2 separate regions of the Homo sapiens genome follow, and region 1 is linked to region 2. The links are chromatin contacts, found by Hi-C or POLR2A ChIA-PET in ENCODE. All regions are on one chromosome and are shown on one strand. Each heading gives the region's core, a stretch centred on a gene start or an enhancer-like site at or near the end of the contact. The rest is flanking DNA. Distances are from core to core; before and after follow the strand shown. Region 1 overlaps ATP6V0A1 (ATPase H+ transporting V0 subunit a1). Region 2 overlaps STAT3 (signal transducer and activator of transcription 3).

Region 1 (6,367 bases), core at 3,334-5,833, 150 kb before region 2:
CCCAGGTCACATTCCTGGGCAGCCCCTGCCCTGGAGGCCCCTGGAGGGAGGAGTGAAGAGGGAGGGTACCGAGAATGCAGTGCCTCACTAGGCAGTGGGGAGGGGGCCTCCTGCCCAGCCTGCCACCCTGGACGGTCTGCCTGCTCTCCACCCTGCCGCCTGCCAATCCCAGCACCTCACATTCCCCAGCTGCCCTGAGGAACCTGTGTGGAGCCTCCACTTACACTAAGGCCGGGGTATCAGGGCTCAACATAGCCAGGCCACTGGGCCCTGGAGGGCACACTTGGAGAAGAGGGAGAGGCGCGTGGGGAGATACCCAGTGCCCCTCTGCCCCCATGCTGTCTGGATGTGCAATGAGTAAACGGGAGACGAAGATGGGCTGCCCAGTCCCCTCTTCCCACAGGTAGTGTCTGCAGAGCTGACTTGGATCCTGTGAGTGGGAAGGCGCCTGGGAAACTTGGGACAAGGTGAGAATTTCCCAAACCAACTGCCCAGCCAGGCCTACTGAAGCTGTGGCCTTTGATAGAAGGAAAAGCAGCAATGCTGGAGGAGGGAGGCGAAGGTCAGGGGTCCACAGGGGCTCAAGATGGCTGAGCCTGGAGCGACGCAGGGGCTGTGGGCACAGTGACAGGCAGCTTCTCCGGGGAAGTCAAACATACTTTATTCAACATAGGAATGTCTGAACAGGAGGACCTTGGGCAGGGTTCCCTGAACTCTGCTTCAAACCCCACTGGAAACAGAGCAAAGATCATCACGAAAACCCAGGACACCAGGGCAGGGGGGCTGCACAAGGTCGGGTCAGGTCACAGTGGGCCAGCACACAGTGGCCCCGCCCAGGGCCAGCCCAGCCTGGGAGAGGGGATGAGGGCTCCAGGCAGCTCACTCAGAAAAGCCAGGGTAGGAGGAGGGCACCAGCCTGGCCCACTCAGGGAATTCTTTCTACCACTGAAAGCGGTGGGGATTAACTTAGCCAGGGCTGCCACGCCAGCACACGATTACAAGGTTCGGGGTGACAAGGAGGAAGCCCCTTGGCAGGACTGTGCAGCCCTCACAGCCACATGCACGGCAGCCCTGCCAATGGCTTCCAAACAGCAAACCATCAGTGACACTGACCTTCCCTGCCCAGGACACCCCTCCTGAGACCTGGGGCCAGTGTGGTGAGGAGGGGGCACTAGGGGCGGAGCCAGGCAGGCTGCAGGCAGAACCAAGAGGACCCCAGTCCCACACTGAAGACATCATGATTGGGGGTGGGGAAGATCTCAGGGTCTCCATCAGGGAAGAGCATCAGTCTGCACCCTCGGCCTGAGGGTGTGCTTGTGGGCAGGGCCCATGCAAGGCCTGGGAAGAAGCCAACCCCGAGAGAGGGAAGCCCTGTGCACTGCGGAGCAGCCAAGGCCTCTGTTCCAAGCATCCCGGCTGTGCTATGTAGTGCAGGGCATGAACGGGGAGAGAGGAAAGGATGGGAGTGCAGGGTGGGGTCAGAAAGGCGGTGTAGATATCCTATGACCCCTGGGGATGACAGGGAGAAGCCACTCATGATGGCCTAGTTGGGTCCAGCTGAATGCCAGGGGGGTGGGCAAAAGACGCAAATATCATCTTCCTGGACCCACCCCTGCTAATCCAAGAGTGGGACATGTTACCAGTGTCCCCTTCTAGGGAAGAATCTGTATTACTCCCCCCACTACTCCTGCTAGAAACTACGGTGGCAGATGCAGGGAACTCAAAGTCTAGATGTGAATGGCATGGGTGCTCCTTCCATCTACAATGCACGGGGAAGATGAAAGGGCTTTGGGATGGCGTGGGAATGCAGACTGGCTCACCACCAGGAGGTGGGAAGGGCTGTCTGGATGGATGGAGGCTAAGAGGGCAAGGCTGGTGCCCAGTGAGTATGAGTGACAGCCAGAAAATCACTACACTACACACAAAGCTAGGGGTGGTGGGAGACCCAAGGAGGACTATTCTATCTAAATGACTCACAGACAGGGTGACACGAATGAGCTGGTGCCCACAGATCACAACCAACAGGCAGAGAGGCACAGCTGATCACTGTGGAGGGAGGCGGGGAGGGTAGCATGGGGCACACGGCCCTCACAGGGACTCACTCTTCAAACTTCCCTTCCCGAATATGCTCGAAGGAGAAGGGTAAGAACTTGAAACCGGTCCCGCTGTAGAATTTATTCTGGAACTCAACCCTGGAGAAAGAGAAGAAGAAAGCTGTCATTCAATAGAAACTTTGTGAAGCTTTTTAGGACTTCACAGTTGGGCAGGAAAGATGCCCCGTGCCCACCTCACCCCGAGCCTCCCTTCCCTGGGGAAGCTAGAGAAAGCCCAGAGTGCAGAGATCCCACTTTTAAGGCCTGGGATCAAGAGTTCGACGCACGGAGGAAGGGATTTGCCCTCAGTTCCCAATCTTGCTCTGTCCTGCCGAGCAGTGTGTTTATGCACAACTCTCTGCAGAGAGGCATGTGCAAAAAAAGTTCAGTTACCTTGAGCCTAACATCGTTAATGAACAAGTGGCCCCCATCGCCCCCTCCTGGCAGGGGATCACACAGCCCACCTCTAAGGGAAGCCCCTCCAGAGACACTGGGCAAGCACCTCTGTTTGCTTGTTATTTTTCCTTGGGGGAGCAAAAGGGCGAGCTTGGAGTGAATGTTGAAGGCTTTCCATTTAAGGAAGGAAATTCCAAGGAAAGAGGGGGAGTTAGGAGGGGAAGTCTTCTCAAAGCAATGGCAAAAATATTCTCCAACCACAAAAACATCTGAGAAAGAATTCTTCTCTTGGGGACTAAAAAGAAAAAGCCTGAGCTCCCTTCCCAGCAGTTCAGCATCCATGCCTGATGGTCTCTGTGGGGCCCTTTCACTCTCAGGGAGGGTGGGAGGAAGACTGTCCCATAAGCAGAGCGAGGCTGCTTGGCTGTGCTTCCTCCTGCAAACTCACCCTGGACAGCTGCCCAGCAACCAAACCACACCAAATAAGGGCAGAAAAATGCATGATTCAGGGGATAAAAAGGCCAAGGAGAGCTGCCCTGAGGAATAGTTTCCACATGGTGCTGTGTGACCCTGGAGGCACCGGAGCCCCTATAAGAACAGGCAGGCGTGGGGGCTGGGGCAGGCTCCAGGTGACAGGTCACGTGCAGGGTGAGGGCTTTGAGGCGCTTTAAAGCTTCAGGAACCCTCTAGTTCCCTAACTCAGCTTTTACAAATGGAGATTCCTCCCTCCAAGCCAAGAAGGCAGGAATTAAGAGAACAGGGGCTGGGAGGTGGCTGGGGCCCAAAGGTTACAGACTGTTTGCCAGTGGCACTGGGAGTTCCTCAGAGGCCCCTTCACTGGGGTGCAGGCTGAGGAGCACCCCCTTGAAGAAGAGCGCAACCGAATTTTCTGAGTGGGAGTAAAAGCAGTCAGCTTTCTTCCCCACATCCCCACATTCCACAGGGGTGGGCCAAGGTCCTCCAGGAAAAACAGGACTCAGGAGGGGGAGGACACAGAGCTTCCAACTGACGTTAGCTGACGGTTCCCACCAGAGCAATTCCAAACCAGGACCTGGATTCACCCACGTCCCAACACCCCACCAAAACTACTTCTCCAAGTTCCAGCTACTGAGACCACCTCTGAGGGAACGCGGTGGGGCCTAGCAGTGGGTTCCTGCTTCTCACCCACTTGTGTTAGGTTTGAATTCTTCATGTTGAATAGACTGTGTTCCCATGTGGCAAGGGTTATTTCAGAACAGCTGAAACGAGATTTACATGTCCCCTTTTCATTCAACAATACATAGCCAGAGAGTGGACAAGTCACCTGAGGGTCCCAGGCCATTACCTAGGAGTGAATGTCAGCCTTGGTAGGGTATGCTGACCCCCGACTCCAGTGAGGTGTCCAGAACTCTGACCCCCACCCCCTCCTGGCTAATCACAAAACCATTCTAATCTTCAAACTGGGCAAATGGAGCAGCAGCTTTGTTTTCAGATGCCTGTGGGGGCACCGCCCTTTTCTTGGCACCCCTCCAGTCACCTTATCTACCCATGGGGGCCCAGCAAGGAGGAAGAGGGATATATGCCTGGGAGGGGCACATCAATTGTACTGTGTGAGCAGACAGGTGGCCTCCCTGACATACTGCCCAATACTGCCCCTCCCACCAGCTGCTGCTTTAGAGACTTAGAGCGGCCAGAACTGGGACATCTTGGGTCTATCTTGAGGTCAGCCTGATTTCACCTCCTTCCGTGGCCACCCTCACCCCAACCACCCAGCACAAAGCTGGAAAGCAATTTCCCTGCTAGTCTCCCCACTCTCTCCCGCTGAACTGGGGAAATGTGTGCTTCCTGAGAAAGTACAAACATGAAGTTCCCCAGGGCAAGGGGGGCCCCATCTGCCATCCTAGGTTCTTCCTTCTTTTTGGGCATCTCCACTGCTCTGCTCAGGGAGCCTCCAAAGTCTTGCCATGCCCCAAGACACTGAAATGCACCTCTAGAATTCAACAGCTGTGAGGAGAGCCTCAGGACGCCAGATGAGTGTCTCTATCATCTCTTCCAGCTCCAGCACTTGGCAAAGGCCACCTGGTGACTCAGAGGGATTAACTGGGGCCAAAAGACATCATTCATGCCACGTAACAGGAACTCTGTTTCCTCGAGTGGGTGAAGGAGGAAGGAGTCTTGGGGCCGCTTCCCTTCCCTGGTGGGGGTTGTGACTGAGGGCAGGCAGTCTGGAAAGACAATTCTGGGCTGAGCTGTTTATGTAGCCTGTTCTGCCACTCTCTGTGCCGTTCAGGGCCTACAACACACATCTGTCTGACGGCCTGAATATCAGGGCAATGATGGCAGCCTGGAACTACATTTCAAGAGTTCTGAGTTCTCCTGGGCAGCCATTCCCTCAACTGCTCCATGCTGTCATGCCGTGGCAACACTGCATTCCTAACAAGAAGCTGGTCCCCGATTCTGTCCCTTTAATCACCACCCAATCTGTGAGTGTACAGGTAGGTGTACATCTATGTGTATGTGGAATTCGCTAGGTAAGGAGAGACCAGGTTCCTTGGAAGGTATGCCCTGGGGCAATAGTTCTGCATAAAAATCAGTTTGATGTTTACAGTGATAACTACAATCAAATCCCTGTCTCATGCCTTCTCTGAGGAAGAAAAGATGTCTAATTATGGTAGGTAAGAAGCCAAGCACACTTCATGTGGCAGGAGGGAGGAAAAGAGAGAAAACTCAGGAGACAGAATTAGCAGATTAATACATTAGCCTGCTCACTGTTTTCAAACACATCACCCCCCTTCCTATGATGCTGCATGAATCTCACACTAGTGGTTTATATGTTATCGAATCAAATGTTTTTCTTATTGTCCCCACTGAGGAGACCAGAACTTGTATAATGGGGCAGCCCTTGAATCAGGAAACAGCAGGGATAAAGTGGGAGGTATGAAGATGCCTAGGATGGATGCCAGGAAGAACAGCAGCACCATCCCTACAGCTGGTTCAGCAGCCCCAGAGGCTCCACCCCTGGTAAGAGGGCCACAGCTCAGAACGCCTCCTGCAGTCCTGGGCCACAGGGAAGATCCAGGCATCCTGGACGCACAGCCGCATTTTGCCAGGAGGGGGCGCACAAGCACCAATTTCATTCACTTCTGTTTTAGTGGTGGGGGAGGCGCCCCACTCGTGTCACGGGAACAGCCCTCCAAAGACGAGATTCTGGAAGTTGCACAAAGGAGGTTTGCACTGTTTTTTCCTCTCCTACCCAATACTCCTATTGCCAAAATAAATACGACATATATGGGGAGGCTGTTCCTTGCAAACAGCACCTGAGGGCATTCTGATGGTATCCTCTGCCTCCTCTGGGGTCTTCTCTCACTCTAGACAGGCTAAAAGCAGTCTTTTTATGGGGGACCCCAGGCAGACACCCTCTCTCTAGGGCATCCCAGGTTTTTTTGTTGTTGTTGTTGTTGTTGTTGTTTTGAGACGGAGTCTCGGTCTGTCGCCCAGGTTGCAGTGCAGTGGCGCGATCTTGGCTCACTGCAACCTCCATCTCCTGGGTTCAAGCGATTCTCTTGCCTCAGCCTCCCGAGTAGCTGGGATTACAGGCGCCCACCATCACGCCCAGCTAATGTTTGCATTTTTAGTAGAGATGGGGTTTCACCATGTTGTCCAGGCTGGTCTCGAACTCCTGACCTCAGGTGATCTGCCTGCCTCAGCCTCCCAGAATGCTGGGATTATAGGTGTGAGCCATCGCACCCAGTAAGGGCATCCCACTTTTAAGCAGAGCAGCCACTACCCATCCTAGAGCACCTGCTTTTGCTGTGGCAGCACTTGGTGTGTGCATTACTTCCTACTTGCTCACAGTAATCTTGGCAGTGAATGTTCTGCTCAGGTTCCCTGCCTGGTGT
Region 2 (6,088 bases), core at 1,091-3,590:
AAACTGAATTAAAAACAACAAGAACAAAAATGCTGCTTTTTGTTATTGAGTTGTAGCCCAAGTTTCTTGAGGGTAAAGCATTGAAAAGCAGGCAGTAATAGATTTGCTGTTTAAAGAGATTTACTTGCAGCACTATTCACAATAGCAAAGACATGGAATCAACCTAAATGCCCATCAGTGACAAATTGGATAAAGAAAATGTGGTACATACACTGTGGAATACTATGCAGCCATAAAAAACAACGAGATCATGTTTTTGTTTGTTTGTTTGTTTGTTTGTTTTTGAGATGGAGTCTTGCTCTATTGCCCAGGCTGGAATGCAGGTGGCACGATTTCAGCTCACTGCAACCTCCGCCTCCCAGGTTCAAGCAATTCTCTGCCTCAGCCTCCCGAGTAGCTGGGATTACAGGTGCCCTCCACCATGCCTGGCTAATTTTTGTATTTCTAGTAGAGATGGGGTTTCACCGTGTTGGGCAGGCTGTTCTTGAACTCCTGACCTCATGATCCTCCCACCTCGGCCTCCCAAAGTGCCGGGATTACGTGTGAGCCACCGTGCTCGGCTGAGATCATGTTTTTGCAGGAACATGGATGGAGCTGGAGGCTATTATCCTTAGCAAAGTAATGCAGGAACAGAAAACCGAAGACCACGTGTTCTCACTTATAAGTGGGAGCTAAATGATAAGGACTTGTGAACACAAAGAAGGAAACCACAGATACTGGGGTTTACTTGAGGGTGGAGAGTGGGAGGAGGGAGAGGAACAGAAAAGATAACTATTGGGTATTGGGCTTAATACTTAATATTTTATCAAAATAAGCTGTACAACAAACCCCTCTGACATGAGTTTACCTATATAACAAACTTGCACGTGTAACCCCAAACCTAAAATAAAAGTTAAAAAAAAAAAAAAAGGCTGGTTGCATTGGGAGGCTGAGGCAGGCAGAGCACTTGAGGCCAGGAATTCGAGACCAGCTTGGCTAACGTGGAGAAACCCTGTCTCTACTAAAAATTCAAAAATTAGCCAGGTGTGGTGGTGCATGCCTGCAGTCCCAGCTACCAGGGAGGCTGAGGCAGGAGAATTGCTTGAACTCAGGAGGCAGAGGTTGCAGTGAGCTGAGATTGCACCACTGCATTCCAGCCTGGGCGACAGGGCGAGACCTTGTCTCAAAAAACAAAACAAAACAAAACAAAAACCTGTCACTTTGGGAATATCTCAAACCTAGTCATCCAAGTGGTTGTACGATTTTAGTGTCTGCATATCAATATTTAGTGTGATCTACTTTCTTAGATTCTCAAATACTGCCAATGGGCACATGTCATGAAATAATGTCTTTTAGAGGACAAGAGAGTGCTAAAGTCTCATTATTGCAGTTTAAGAAAAACAATTCTGTAACAGTTTAACTTTATAGGAAATGCCTTTTGTTTATTTATTTTTTTTCTTTTGAGGCTTAGATTTTTATTTTTATGTTTTTAGAGATGGGGTCTTCCTATGTTACCCAGGCTGGCCTTGAATTCCTGGGCTCAAGTGATCTTCCTGCTTCAGCCTCCTGAGTAGCTGGGACTAGACGTCCACTACTGCTCCTGGCTGGAAGTTTAGATTTTAATTTAAACTCTTCTATTGGGAAACTTTGTATGTTTGCTTTACCACTTAACATTTGCATGCATTATTGTACCTATTGTCTCCTACTTAAGGAAGGGCAGTTTATGCTGTTATATGAAGTGAATTAACCTCCTATGGTACTTCAGTTTTCTCTATGCTAAAAGTGTGTTCTAGATTTTTGAAAAACTTACTTAATTTTCATTCATTTATTCAAATATTTGAGCATTCTGTAGTTGCTGGGGAAATAGCAGTGAACTGAAGAATGTCTTTGTTCTTATGGGGCTTAAGTTCCTAGTTGATCATATTGGAAGGAGATACATGAAAAAAGAAATATATGAACAATGGAGGGCGATGAGTACTGTAAAGGAGAATTCAGCAGGGGAGATGTTGCTGTTTTAGATAGAGGGGTGTCAAGAGACATTGTGCAGAGACCTGAACGAAGTGAGGGAGCAAGCCATGGAGATATCTAGGGAAAGAGCCTATCAGGTGGAGAGAAGAGTCCTAGGGCAGAAACGGGCAAGGTGTGTTCCAGGAGCAGAGAGGGGACAGCTGTGAGCAAGGGGAGAGTTGTAGGGAAGGAGGCAAAGAGAGACATCTGGGGCAAAATGGATTGACTGGTGGGCCGTGGTAGGACTTTGGATTTTTTCCTGAGTGGGTTTTGAGCAGGGGAATGAAATGATCTGACTCTGGTTTTTTTTTTTTTTGGAGACAAAATCTTGCTCTGTTGCCGAGGCTGAAGTGCAGTGGCGCAATCTCGGCTCATTGCAACATCTACTTCCTGGGTTCAAGCTATGCTCCTGCCTCAGCCTCCCGAGTAGCTAGGATTACAGGCTTGGGCCACCATGCCGGCGAATTTCTGTTTTTATTTTTATTTTTTATTTATTTTTATGTTTATGTTTTTTGAGACGGAGTCTCGCTGTGTCACCCAGGCTGGAGTGCAGTGGCGCGATCTCAGCTCACTGCAACCTCTGCCTCCCCGGTTCAAGCAACTTCTCCTGCCTCAGCCTCCCGAGTAGCTGAGATTACAGGCGCCTGCCACTACACCTGGCTAATTTTTGTATTTTTAGTAGAAACGGGATTTCACCTTGTTGGCCAGGCTGGTCTCGAACTCCTGACCTTAATTTATCTGCTCGCCTTGGCCTCCCAAAGTGCTGGGATGACAGGTTTGAGCCACCGTGCCAGCCAGGACTCTTATTTTGAAAGGATCTGTAATGTGGAGAATAGAAGGTAGAGGGACAAGGATGAAAGCATCCAGGCCAGTTAGCCTAGTCCAGCTATCTAGGTAAGAGATGCTGGTGGCCTGGATTAAGGCTGCGTCAGTGGGAGGTTGTGAGAAAGGCTCACCTTCCTTTTTTTTTTTTTTTTTTTTTTTTGAGACAGGATCTTACTCTGTCTCCCAGGCTGGAGTGCAGTGGTGCAATCTCAGCTTACTACAACCTCCGCCTCCTGGGCTCAAGTGATACCCCCACCTCAGCCTCCCAAGTAGCTGGGATCACAGGCTTGCGCCACTATATCCGGCTAATTTTTGTATATTTCGTAGAGACAGGGTTTTGCCATGTTGCCTAGGCTGGTCTCAAACTCCTGAGCTCAAGTGATCCACCCGCCTCAGCCTCCTAAAGTGCTGGGATTATAGGCCTGAGCCATTGTGCCCGGTCACTTCCAGATTTTGAAGACAGAGCCAACAGGATTTGTTAATGGATTAGGTGTGGCAGGAGGAGGGGGAGGAAGAGAGAGAGAGACTGGAGTTGAAGTTAAGGCTCATTTCAAGGTTTTTAGCCTCAACATGTGCAGGAATGGAGTTGTCACTTGCTAGAATGGGGGAGACTGGAGGAGAAGCCGGCTGGGAGAGGTTTTTAATGAAGGGGTTGGCTTTGGATACATTAAGTTTGACATGCATTTTAGACATCCAGGTGGAGATATTGAAGAGGCAGTTGGCTATAAGTGTCTGATGTTCATATTAGCGGATGGGGCTAGAGACATAAATTTGAGAATTGTCAGTGTATAAACGTTGTTTTGAAAGAAAGTGGGGCTGAATAATTTAGAAAGGAGTGCATAGAGAAAATAAGTTTACTATTAAAATAGCTTTAACAGGCCGGGCACGGTGGCTCATGCCTGTAATCCCAGCACTTTGGGAGGCTGGGGTGGGCAGATCAAAAGGTCAGGAGTTTGAGACCAGCCTGGCCAATATGGTGAAACCCTGTCTCTACTGAAAATACAAAAATTAGCCAGGCGTTGTACCGGGCACCTGTAGTCCCAGCTACTTGGGAGGTTGAGGCAGGAGAATCACTTCAACCCGGGAGGTGGAGGTTGCAGTGAGCCAAGATCACGCCACTGCACTCCATCCTGGGCAACAGAGCAAGACTCCGTCTCAAAAAAAAAAACAAAAAAAAACAAAAAAAAAAAACTTTAACAGCAAAGCCTCTTCCTTTAAAATTATGAATTTTTTTCTTATGGAAGTTGGACTCTTTCATTATTAAGTCTACATTCAATCACTATGTTAGTAAAAATGTTGTTCTAGTTGCCGAATGCAATAAACCAGCTCAGACTTAGTGGCCTAAAGCAGCAATCATTTGACTATGTTCGAAGATGCCGTGGGCAGGAATTTAGATAACAGCAGGGATGGCTTGTCTTTGCTCTGCGATGTCTGAGGTCTCACTGAGAAAACTCAAGCGGCTGGGGGTAATAATCATCTGGAATTTTCTTTACTCCTGTATCTGATGTCTGGGCTGCGATGACTCAAAGGCTGATTTCAGCTGAGACTGTAGACCACGTGCCTACTTGTGGCCTCCCCTTTTGCCTTGGGTTTCTCACAGAATGTGGCTGGTTCTGGAGAATGAGACTTCCAATGAAATCAGGTGGAAATGACATCTCGCCGCTTTCAGCATGCTCTATTGGTTGGAACAGTTATGGACTTAGCTAGATTCAAAGGAAGGGAACAAAGACCCCCTCCTCTCAGAGAGTGGGGCATAATGAGAGAATTTAGGGCCATGTTATCCAACCACCACAAATGCCTTCTGAATTTGAGGTTCTGCCTCAAAAGTTCATAGTTCCTTTGACTGAAGGACTTCTATATATCCAAGCATCGTCAGCCCCAGGTATATTGTTCCATGTAAGTGACCAGGACTACCTTAGTATTTCGTATAGGGAAAGTGACCTGAATAAATTTGAGAAAAGAATCTTCCTTCTCTCCAGTAAGCACTGAGGTAAGCATTGAGCCATATTATAGGTTTATGACTTTGAGACTCAGAAATTTAAATTCTTGGCCAGGCGCAGTGGCTCACGCCTGTAACCCCAACACTTTGGGAGGCCAAGGCAGGCAGATCACTTGAGGTCAGGAGTTTGAGACCAACCTGGCCAAAATGGTGAAACTCCATCTCTACGAAAAATACAAAAATTAGCCAGGTGTGGTGGCGGGCACCTGTAATCCCAGCTACTTGGGAGGCTGAGGTAAGAGAATGGCTTAAGTTCTCTTTATCTGCTTTATTTCAGTTGCCTCTCTTAGATGAATATTAATGACTTACATAGCATTTTAGATCAGTGGATGTTTTTGTGATTCTTTTATTTGAGCTTTGGCCAAAGATAACAGTACCCACAGGTTTTTTCCAGCTACTCGCTCTTCTCCCTTCAGTGGCCCTCGAGCCTGGAAAATCTGACATGACAATGTGCTTGCTCAACCTACCACTGTTTTTCTTTTGAAAAGTTTGGCAGCCTGTTTCTGACTCCTATGAAGGTGAATTCCTCAGCATTCACAGTTTATTAGAAAAATACTTTGCTTCTCTCCAAACTCGAAATTCAAGATAACCAAACCTATATATAGGCTGATCTTTCAGGATGCAGTTGTCATGTTGATGCCATGCTTTTCAGTATCGTGGCCATCATCTGTTCAGTAGGGGAGGTGTACTTCTGTAATGGGAGGTGGTGGTTATGTGTGTGTGCAAGTGTTTATTTGGTGTCTTAAGTTAGCCTGTGGGAAGTTCTAAATCAGGATGGTACGTGGTTGCCAGCAGAGAGCTGCTCCTCAAGTGAAGGAGGTAGAATCAAAGCCAATAGGAAAGAGCCTCAGATGCTTATATATGTACCGTGGGGATTCAGAGTGAAAGCAGTCATTGGACTAGGGGTGGGGTTAGGGAGAGCCTGTCTGACAGACACAAGAAAGGGATGGATAACGCCACCCAGAGAAAAAAGCATTTTAGGCAAGAACAAATATGAAAAAGGAACAAAGTCTGTGGGTGGGGGGCAAGGAGGAGATAAGTTGACTTGAAGGAAGACAACACTTATGAAAGTCACCTGGAGGCTGGGTGCCATGGCTCATGCCTATAATCGCAGCACTTTGGGAGGCCGAGGTAGGAGGACAACTTGAGCCCAGGAGTTCGAGACCATCCTGGGCAACATGGTGAGACTGAGTCTCTACCAAAAAAAAAAAAAAAAGAAAATTATCCAGACATGGTGGCATGTGCCTGTAATCCCAGTTACTCAGGAGGCTGAGGTGG

What was found. Hi-C counts contacts between places; a loop is a spot of excess contacts on that map. ChIA-PET counts read pairs that join two places held with the same protein, here RNA polymerase II (POLR2A). Pooled maps may share reads with other maps.
Region 1: a pooled map shows a loop between it and region 2 (2.0-fold over the local background). The contact joins two enhancer-like sites. A Hi-C loop is called at or near these places in 2 of 50 pooled maps. POLR2A ChIA-PET finds 5 or more read pairs at or near these places in 6 of 52 experiments (BJ, GM10248, RWPE1 and 3 more).

The regions. Positions count from the first base shown.
Region 1 is chr17:42,516,852-42,523,218 of GRCh38, reverse strand. ATP6V0A1 (ATPase H+ transporting V0 subunit a1) reads right to left here. Exons shown (of 22, transcript NM_001130021.3): 22 at 640-2,192. The coding sequence ends at 2,099. Among named protein-coding and RNA genes, the nearest start is that of MIR5010, 5.8 kb to the right of the region's middle. RefSeq lists a silencer at 5,620-5,669 and an enhancer at 6,113-6,367. Within about 2 kb of position 4,583, at least 34 of the 41 ENCODE cell types and tissues checked have a DNase peak (open chromatin) inside an H3K27ac peak, as active enhancers do.
Region 2 is chr17:42,363,554-42,369,641 of GRCh38, reverse strand. The region is part of intron 1 of STAT3 (signal transducer and activator of transcription 3); the gene reads left to right. Among named protein-coding and RNA genes, the nearest start is that of STAT3, 22 kb to the left of the region's middle. Within about 2 kb of position 2,340, at least 7 of the 41 ENCODE cell types and tissues checked have a DNase peak (open chromatin) inside an H3K27ac peak, as active enhancers do.